2 separate regions of the Homo sapiens genome follow, and region 2 is linked to region 1. The links are chromatin loops, found by intact Hi-C in ENCODE. Cell type or tissue: PC-3. All regions are shown on one strand. Links, peaks and the distances in the headings refer to the core of each region. The heading gives the core; the rest is flanking DNA. Region 1 holds the start of TSPAN8 (tetraspanin 8). Region 2 has its middle 110 kb from the start of TSPAN8.

What was found. A loop is a pair of places that touch in the nucleus more often than their neighbours do. Peaks named below come from ENCODE experiments on the same cell type or tissue, not always from the same donor. Only the 100,000 strongest peaks of a DNase experiment are listed, where the experiment ranks them.
Region 2: a loop joins it to region 1, with 2.0 times the contacts of the local background. A loop is called at or near these places in 1 of 110 quality-filtered maps.

Annotation. Positions count from the first base shown.
Region 1 is chr12:71,155,605-71,160,990 of GRCh38, forward strand. It overlaps TSPAN8 (tetraspanin 8), which reads right to left and starts at 2,395. Exons shown (of 9, transcript NM_004616.3): 1 at 2,326-2,395; 2 at 2,015-2,183. The coding sequence starts at 2,074. In PC-3, for the core only: no CTCF peak of the experiment used is centred there; a DNase peak (open chromatin) is centred at 2,437; H3K4me3 peaks cover 1,555 bases; H3K27ac peaks cover 3,005 bases.
Region 2 is chr12:71,043,817-71,049,202 of GRCh38, forward strand. No RefSeq gene overlaps it. Among named protein-coding and RNA genes, the nearest start is that of TSPAN8, 110 kb to the right of the region's middle. In PC-3, for the core only: no CTCF peak of the experiment used is centred there; DNase peaks (open chromatin) are centred at 2,255 and 2,615; H3K4me3 peaks cover 413 bases; H3K27ac peaks cover 1,678 bases.

The sequences.
Region 1 (5,386 bases), core at 93-5,092:
AGGTAATCGGAAATTTCAGCCCTGAATGGGCTCAAATTTGACAGTTTGATTAAAATTGTCAAATCAATTTGACAATTGATTTAAAAAATTCTTATTAAATTTTTAAAGTGTAATAATGATATTGTGGTAACATTTTTTTTTTTCTGAGATGGAATCTCACTCTGTCGCCCAGGCTGGAGTGCAGTGGTGCGAGCTCGGCTCACTGCAACCTCCCCCTGCCAGGTTCAAGCAATTCTCCTGCCTCAGCCTCCCAAGTAGCTGGGACTACAGGGGCGTGCCACCATGCCCGGCTAATTTTTCATATTTTTAGTAGAGGCAGGGTTTCACCATGCTGGCCAGGCTGGTCTCAAACTCCTGACCTTGTGATCCACCCATCTCGGTCTCCCAAAGTGCTGGGATTACAGGCGTGAGCCACTGCGCCTGGTTGTGGTTACATTTTTTCAAGAATTATTATGTTTCAGAGATATATACTAAAATGCTTACAGACAAAATTATATATCTGAGATGTGCTTCAAAATAATATGGGGTGGGGGAAGTGAATACAGTAAAAATGGAGAAAGATTGGCCATCTTTCTGTGGCCACCTGGGCTGGCCAATGGAGTTGATTACCTATCCTATCTTCTTTAGTGAATATTCAAAGTTCTCCAAAAAAAAAAAAAAAAAACAAACAAAAAAAAAACTAGAAACAAAACAAAACCAAAGAATACAGGTCTTTCTTTTTTTGTATAACCTGCTCCCAATGTTTAATCAATTTAAGTATCTCAAGGGAAGAAATGTATCAGAACTAACTAAAAAACTGGCATATATGTAGCATGAGCTACATTAAATATTTGCAAAAGCAGCCCATTTTTTTAACCTAAAAACAGCAGCCCATTTTTTTTGCCTTCTTTATTTTACTTTTTTAAATATTTACTTACTTATTTAAAAGTCACCAATATATCCATTTGTACTCATTAGCACTACTGATCATTGAATGGAAAATCAGTCTATACAATAAAGCTGTATTCATGTAGTTAAGTTTAATTAAGTTCATCATTATTTTAATAGAACAGAAATATAGCAACACATAGGTATGAGATGTCTGTTTACTAAAGATCAGGTACAAAAACAAAACCAGAGTTCTTTCATCCTTGGAGTGGATAAGGTAGCTTTTAATCCAGTATACAAAATACTTTTTTCATTTAAATACTTTGTGCTATTTCCACTGATTGACATTTAAACAATCTTTAATTGTACCATATATGCTAAAAATGATAAGGTCAATGTCCCAACATCCCAGCCTGCTCTTTTCATACCTTGTTTTTCCATTATCTATTGATAGATATCAGTTATCAATTTGTTGGTTATGTCTATGTCAATGGACTTTCAAGAGAAACATAACAAATTGCTAAAATACAAATCCTGTCAATTAAAAGGTAGGGTGATGACACATCAAAATACTGACTTTAAAATGCCAATACATATATATATCCACGGTCTTAGTTTGATTTTCTTATGATTTAGGAATTTTATCATTTCCCCCTCAAGTTTTTCATGACCCATTTTTTTTGTCTTTGAGGCTCTGAAAATGATCTTTATTGTCCCACACCCTGCGATTCACCTGTTCAAACCCAGAAGTGAAGGGCGGGAATCAGGACCCGGGCTCCGGATGGAATCAGACCATGTTTTTACCACAGAGTCCTTAAATTAGGGAGGCCTGCTTGATATACAACTAAGGAAAATTGTCCTTTAATTAAGGGGCATTTGTGTTCCTCTGTGATTTTTTTTTGCAGCAATATGAAAACATTTATGAAATGTTTATCCTCACATTCTGAAGTGCACTTTTTTGAGTCCTTGGCTCATTTTCAATTACTGAAATAACCAAAGAAAGAACAAACAAATCCAAACAAGTACATGGAAAATACATTTTCCCCCTTCTCTTATTTCTCTAGTGTACAGTCTGTTCTTGTTTATGATATTTATATCAAGATCCCCTTTCTTGCATAAAATTGATAATTAAAAGGAAAACACTTACCCAGAACAAGAAGTTGAAGGTAAACATAGAATATTTTATACAGGCACTCACACCTGCCATTTCGGAAAAGGATTAGGAATCCAGATGCCGTGAATTTAACTATTCGTTACAGGCTTGTCCTGCAATATGCTCTGGAGCAACTTGCCTGCAGAGATTTCTGTATCCACGGCTTCAGAGCAGAAAGAGAAAGCAAAGAAGTAGAGGGAGGAATAAAAAGTTATTAAACTGGATAAAAAAATTAACCCACACATTTAAATATCGCAAAGGCTATTAACCCACACATTTAAATATCTCAAAGGCTATTAACTCACACATTTAAATATCGCAAAGGCTATCTCCAGGCAAGTATGTTCCTTTGCTTGTCATAGCTCCTGGGGCACTGGGCCAGGATATTTATGATCCTTTCTCAAAAACTGCCTCCTCTAAAGTAAACAGATATCAAGTGAAGGGAATGGCACTGGATCAGGCAAGAGAATGGCACAGTGCTACTAAGTTCTTGGCTTTCAGAAACCACTGCCTGACTTCCCCGCCCTCCATTTCAACTATGGGGAAATAAGGTTGTTTTGTTCTGAGTTAAATGGACATTGTATCTCTACTCATTTTTGCATTGCATTTTCTCAATACTACAAAATTCCTTCTAAATGCAATAAAATGCATTTAGAAATCTGCAAAATATCAAAGCTTAGACATAGCAACCTGTTATCATTAAACCTAGAATAGTAAAATAACCATTACATGTATCTGCCCTCCAAAACATCTAAATTTATTTCAAAAGAATTCCAGAGCTGCCGTAAATACACCACAGAAATTGCAGAGGGAGAGGCAGCCTTGCCTATCATGATAAGACCATTTGCTTTTTATCTTTATTTCTTTATGATACAAAGGGAAAGAAATCATAAAGTGGCACTGACTGCAACATTGTTTTCATTTTATAATGCGTAGTCATTCTGATAGCTTGGTTTGTTTTTAAGGTGGACACTGTAATTTCCTTCCTCTGATAAATTGTATCTAGCAACAGCTGTTCTCCACCAACTCAGTTTCTGGATTCCAGGTCCTCCCGGACAAAAAAATTCAAAATGGGAAGGTGGTCATGGATCAGTGACCATAGATTTTACTATTTGTTTCTAGTGCTAATAGAAGGCAGCTGTCTCAGGTAAAGGCAAAATGCTCCGACATCATCAGGGAGGTGTGGACTGCTTTGTGTAAACAGCCTGGGTCATGTTAGTTTCCACATCCTGCCTCTCAAAGGGAGTTCTTCTCCCCCTAAATAAAAGAACCCTCTACTTTAAAAGGTTGTTGAGAAAATTATTCTTTAGAATCTTTGCTAAGTTTTACACGATAAGCAAGCATGAACTCCTTACAAAAGAAAAATATTATTTCTAATTTTCACTGGCATACAATGTTTTTGAAACAATTCTACTCCCTGACTACAAATACAATATATTTTAATGCATTATCAACAATAATATATAGCGTTAAAGGCCAAATTTAGGATTAATTCCAAAAATAATGGCTTAATATATAAATCATCACTAAAATTGTTTGTGTTCTCTTTCCTACTAGAAAATGGATAGTTTCACAACCTTCTATTGAGATATTTTGTATATAGAATAATCCAAGGCTGAAAGAATAATTTCAGATTGAATGAAAACCAAAATTGATTCATAGTCCCAGAAATGATTATTTATCAGAGGCTAAAATTAAAAAAAAATTACAGATTTAAATGCTGCTTTGTTGAAAAGAATGTATTGAATACTACCAAATTTTAGTTTGAAATAGATATTTTGGTGGATGCTGAACATCCTTAAAAAGAATACTGTGTAGTCTTTAGTTGAATCACTCTTGAACTCTGTAACACAAAAATCAATGGATGTGTTTGTACAGGAGAATGACTGTGTAATAGAACCCCTAGTCTAATTCAAAACCTATATGAAACAGTTCACTCCTGGAAATTCCTATTCCTATTAATGTTATAATCACACAACACTCTCCCAGGCTGAATTTGTACAGATATTTTGTATTTCTCTTTCTTTCCATCCAATCACTCTTACTGGTCTGTGTAGCTCCTAAATTACTGTCAAAACTATTTCTTCCATCTCATCCTTTTGCATTTCATTATTCAGTCCTTTATCATTTCTTACTTGAGCTGTGTCAATAGAATGAGAATTAATTTCCCTGGCAGTTTCTCCCAGTTCCTCTCTGCCTTAGCACTTTAAAATTCTTTTTGAGAAATACTTATTGATTAGGTAATGATAATGATGAAAACCCAATCTAAGGATATTTTCCTTTTACCTACAAGATAAAGTTCAGATTCCTTAAAGTAGCATTTACAGCACACAGCAAACAAGTCCTCCACCCACTTTCCAGAATTTTGTCCCTCCCCTTTCTTCCTAGGCAGCCTCCACTTCTAGGCTCCATAACCACAGAATTATTTCCCAGGCCTAGAACACACCTTTGGATTTTATGCCTTGTTCCTTCTGCCTGGAATATCCTTTCCCACCTTCTCTATTGCAACATCCCTGTGGAGCCTTCCCTTCCTCATCCTCTGCCCCCACTCTGGGCAGATTTACTTGCTTCTCAGTCCTCAAGTCCATTATTATTTGAACAGACCTTAAATCTACAATTGCCACTATATCACATTTATTTGTGTCTCTCCCCCACATTTGATTCTATATGCCTGAAAAGCAGAAATCTTACCCTATTCACCTCTGTACCTACAGTAGCTGGCATTAGAGCTACAGAGATTTGCAATGGCAGCCAAGCTCCTCAGAAAGTTCAACTAGTGATTTCCTCATTAGGTTCTCTAGGGAACTACCAATATGCTACCTCTGCCTTTAAAAAATCTATTAGGTCAAGAAAAACAGTTTATTAATTTCAGGACTTGTCAGAGCCTTCAACTTTCTAATATTCAAGGAGGTGATATATAGCAATTCTGAAATGAATATAATCTCAGAACATATTTTTGAATGACATATTCAGGACTGGTGTTACAGAACACACATACGCACTTACAGAAGCACTGTTCTAGACAAACTCTCACTCTTACACCTGAGAAAAGAGCAGCATAGGCAGATTGAGTAGCCCAAGTTCACAAAACTGGTTAGATCTCCTTCTAGAAACAAGGTCACAGGATTATCAGATCAGTATTCTGTCTACTGGCGTCAACAATCTCTTGAGTTCTGTAGTATGAGAATGAGTCATTTACTCATTACTCATTTAACGTGTCTTAGATATTGAGAAATTTTCATATAACAGATATTTTAACAGTGGTGGGAGGTTGCAGGGGTTGGAGATTGTCAGTAATAAATCTTAGACCCTGTGAAAGACCGGGCCAGTAAGGAAAGAAATGGAGAGTGAAATATTATAAGAAGA
Region 2 (5,386 bases), core at 125-5,124, 110 kb before region 1:
CATGTTCATTGCTGTATTTCTAAGGCCCAGCACTGTGCCAGGTGCTCAGTGCATGCTCAATGAATAGCAGTTATTCACACAAAGAAAATCTGGGGAAAATATAAATGATGGTTGAGGGCAACTATAAAACCACATACTTTTAAACAAATTAACCAGTTAACTTGCATTCGGATCTCAAAATTTGTTTATTTTGAATGAGATTTTACAAAGTTACTATATCATTCTCAGCTTCTAGGAATAATACCCAAGTTCTCTTTCAAATCTAAACATCTTTTATATTAGGTACCACTTTCTGCAAATCTCTCATTGAATTTTACAGGACTAAAATGTTAAAACAGCAATACAAGTTTACTGTGTCAAGTTAAAAAAAAATAGTGATCTTCCTCTTCTCTTCTTCCTGCCTTACTCCTAAAGTGACAGTGTTAATGCTTGGGTGTAAATCCTTCCACTCATACCTGTAATTAAACCTGTATATACTTCTCCCTAGATCACTGCCTCTCCAGCCCAAATGTGGAACACACATGCACCTTACCACCCTTCTCACCTTACCACCCACTCCTTCTCTGCTTAATTCCTACTCTTCTTTCAGACGTCGCCTCAACCATCAACTCCTCTAAAAATCCCAACACCTCCCTAAATTCCCCCTTGTAATGGGAACAATAGAGTCTGTTCATCAGACTCTATGGTCTCACTCTAGTGTGGTGTTATGAAGGCACAGCTAGGAACTACATTGCCCAGCCCCCTGTTGCACTTAGGTGTGCCCATGTGACTAAGCTCTTTTATGTGCAAGTGAAAGGACTGGAATTTATCTTCCCCCAGTCCTCATGTCCATCTCTCAAACTCATATATCTTTGGGGAGTCACAATTATTCCTTCATAAATTTCCACCAATTTTTTGGGATAGCTCTGAAGCACTGTTGCTTTCATGTACCCAGCATTCATGCCCTCTTGTTCTGATAACCCTGATTTTCACTTGAAAAAATGCCTATTCTTCACTCTGAGTCCTGTGATTTGCATGGACCTGACTCTACCCTTTACATTCCAGGGAAGCGGCACATGACCTAAGCCTCACCGATCAGTCTACTTCATTTGTCTGGCAACAATAATAATGTGTAGGCACTTCACCAAAGTTGCTCCCGCAAGAGGAAGCCCTGAGAGTTTTGCTGGAAATTCTTTGGAATATATACTCTTTTGTTGCTACTCTTACTCTGGTGGTATAGCCTAAATATGGAGCTACCAATGGTTATCTTTGCTACAACATGGATAGAGTCTTTCTTGAGATTAGCCCAACTGATAGGAAGGCAGAGTCAAAATAATATAGAAAGACTGATACCTGGTAGATCGTTTGAATACCTGATCAGCCTAAACCTAGTGCTACTTTTTACTCTGCAGTTGACTGAGGCCAGTAAATTCTCATTTGTGTTTTAAGTCAGCTTCAGTAGAGTTTCTGTCAGTTGGTACTGGGAATCCTTAGAGATATATACCCCTTATCAGTAAGATCCCCAAACTCTTTGATTTTACCTTATTGAGCACAGATACCACATTCTATCTTGTTTACCCTCTTTCCCAAGGTTTTAAGTTCCATGAGGGTAAGGATGCCTTACCATTATTTCTTGTGTCTCACAGTGCCTTAGCACAGTGCCTAATACTTAATAAATTTTGAAAGACTATATGGACAAAACAGATTCAATGGTACCCAGGGGACTGACTGAGGAAGGTGAAGACATAGTTCCTTTCCTCAAGGAGTTTATAAATTACAATGAATTATTCCCAGATGGAGGTATATTTATCCTAATTCATCAGCCCCAGCTATGAATTTGAGGAACTGTAAGTTACATGCTCCTATTGGATGGTTCTACAAATAGGTCTACTATAAATGATAATAACTCCATTCACCCTTAGATGTTTCCATCACTTTGTCTTTTGTGGGCTGCCTTGCCTGCTTAGCCTGAATTCTCTTCAAACATCCTTCCAGTCACATAATATTAATTCACTAGCATCAGAGAAGGGCTTCAGGGGAAGGGAGAGTGAAAGAGCAGAGAGGACAGAAGACAGAGGAAAGTGAAACCACATAAAATGGGCACAGTACCAAAAACATTTTTGAAGTCTCTGGTGAAGCTTTTTCTGGCATCACTACACAACAACAGCACATCATTTTCATTAACTTGAACAAACAAAACCAAGCAGAGATTAAAAAGCAGCACAGATGTGATATGACTCTCTTCTCCTGTCCTGGACTGGACAGCCTTGTGGAGTCACTTCCCTTAACAAGGCAGGAAATGTTCTTTCAGCCTGCCCCCGGAAAAACAGCACATGGCACCAAGATACAACCACAAATACACAACTCTGGGCTGGGTCACTTGTTCTCATTCTGCTCCTTCCCACAAGGCTCCTTTCTGATGACTGATATGATCCTGGCATTCTCTCCTCCATCTCTCACCTTTTTATTCCTTTTGGTGCTGACCTTCATGGTGTACCCCATACCTGAAAATATCTTGCTCCCTTAGGGCTAAGCAACTTTCCCTCCTTCCTCTCTTATCAAACTCTTCCTTTATCTGAGCCTTCCAAGGCTGATCTCATTGCAAACTATGTTTGAACAACATGACTAGCTTTTATATTATCTCATGAATCATGACCATCTGAATTCCATTTCCATTTCCTTGGAGAAAAGCCCAGTCTGGTATGTGTTCCACATAGCCCAACATGAAGAGATGGCACTCAATAAATAACACATTGTGATGATATCAATACCATGAACATATACTGCAGAAATATTTCACAATGAATGAATGACTGTTGGGCCCTTGGTCCAGGAACTGAACTTTTCTGGCCACCATGGGCTTTGGTCTGAGGGTATCTTACCTGCTGTGTATCAGTGGCTTCCCGACTGTCAGAAGTAGCAAATGGTTCTTTAGGGTTCCCAGAACTAAAGGGTGAATAGAATAACAAAAAACATGCAAAGAACCTTAGTGATATTATTTTCCTGGTGAGAATAAGAGCATTTTAGGAATTGCAATGTTCATATAGCCAAATCCAGAGCTTCCCTATCCCCAGAGATTTCCTCCGGATTAATCCAGCGCAAGCCATAGGAATCAGCTTCATTAAAGAGAAGATCTTACCAGCATGCATTCAAAGTAAGATAAACATGTTCCATGTGATCCAGGATTTTTCCTGACCCCTTCGTTGGACTTGCAATGGGGGCACCCTATTTACTTGGGCCATTGCACTCAACTCCTTCTGGGAGGGAGCATGTGAGAAAGTGAGTGCAGGGTCTGGCCAGCTGCTTTGGGCAACAACAAAAGCAAACTCCATGCAGGCCCTGCAGCAGGGTGCCTGCGACCCCAAAGCCTCAGAAGGCATGTTACAATGCTCCCTTAGCTCTGCTGTTTGTGGACAAACAGCTCAGTGGTGTGTTTGTGATGTGTTATCAGCTCAGTGGGCCCCTTGCCTCCTCACATGGGGTGACTGCCCTCTGCCATCAAGATCAAAGGACCAGTGTGACAGTCTTTTTTGGGTACCCACACTCATTAGGTCCCCAGCTCTTGTCCGGCATCCAAGAAGAATGAAGTCGCCCAGACACTTGAAGGATGGTGGAAGTGGAGAATTTTATTTAGCAATGGAAATGGCTCTAGTGGAGAGGAGAGCTGGAGAGGGGACAGGACAGGCAGGTAATCTTCCCCCAAAGTTCAGCTGTCTCAGGTCAGCTCTTCCCTGAAGTCAAGCAGTCTCTCCAAAGTCAAGTTGTCTCTCCTCCAAAGTCCTGCCATCCCTCTGAAGTCAAGTCACCTCTGTCCAGTCAAGCTGCTTCTCTTCCCTCTACCGAGTCTGGAGTCTTTATAGGCACAGGAGGGAGGGCAGGGCAGGCTGTAGGTAGTTTTGGAAAAGGCAATATTAGATTGGCAAAAAGGCATTATTCAGTAAGAACCAATTGGGAGAGAGTGGGCAAACAGGAATAGAAGATCTCACTTTGGGCTGTGGGTTTCAGGTTTCTCAGCTTAAAGGTGGGGTTTCACCTGGGACTCACTGCTGTTTGTCTCCTGCATGTATCACATGGAGTGGCAACCTGTGCACTTAGGACATAGTAGGACATACTCTACTTCCACTACCCACATAAAGAAAGAGAAAGAAAGTAGAAATAACATCTAAATACTGCATGCGATTCCGCCAGCCTTGCACTCAATGAGCCTGTGTCCCTGTAATGGAGTCCAGACTGGCTCCTTCTCAAGTTGGCCTCCGGGCCTGCATTCCACCCTGGAAGTATCCCTCCACACTGTGTCTGACTTTAGGATTTAGAGATACATATTTCTTCATATGCATGACTTCTAAGTAAAAGCCACTTCTTTTATCTGGTGCTCATCAAAAGAATCAAAATGATCTGCTCCTAACCTGGGGGAAAACATGACTGTTGCTTGAATTGCTGAGAGATGTTATTAGTATTCAACATCTCAGGGGATCTTCAAGGTATTTCAACGATGTATAATGGTGATAATACTCACCAATGTTAGACTATAACCCCTAATAATGCTAGACTATACCCCCCAATAAAATGGAGGAATAATCCAAGTAATGGAAGATAATGTGTGTATTGGTGATGGGGTAAGGTGTACTCTCTGCTACTAAGAGGGGGACAACTAAAAATATCTTTGAGAGAGAGATAAATTTAGGATTTATACCCTTCTTGAGTGGGTGGCTTAATGGCATCAAGTGAATTCCAGCTTTTTCTCAGGTTCTTATCCCTCCCTTGTATACAACAATAGCCAGCCATCAAAGGATAGTCCCTGTTATGTGCATATACTCTCCTAGACAGAGAATATAGATGTGAATAAAGCAAAGTATCTACCTTCGAGGAGCTTCAGGTCCAAAGGAGAAAGATAGAAAATAGAAGCAATAAATAAATAAGATCATTTCAACTTCTGATAAATGCTATGAACAAAATAAAAAACTGTATTTTATTAATTTTAAAATGTATTTTTTTCACATTTTACCATTTCTGAGATCTCGAAGCATCTTGCAATCTGATAGCAACTTTTATCTGAATTTAATTAGCAGCATTTTTTTTCTTTCTTTGTAATACATAAAATAATTGTTTACAACTGATGACAAATTCCATTCAATGAAAATGATACAAAATGTGGGAGACACTAACTACTGTATCTTTGCAGATCCATTTTTAATATCCATGCTGAGGTGACAAATTAATAAGATGACAGGGAGATATTTCAAATTTTTATAAATATGTTTACTTTCTTTTAGACAGGGGGATATTTCAAATTTTTATAAATATGTTTACTTTCTTTTAGCCTAACTTCTTTTAGTTGTTGACATATTTCTTTCCAACATGAACTAAATTTACACTAATTTAATTTATCCTTGAAATTCCTACATTG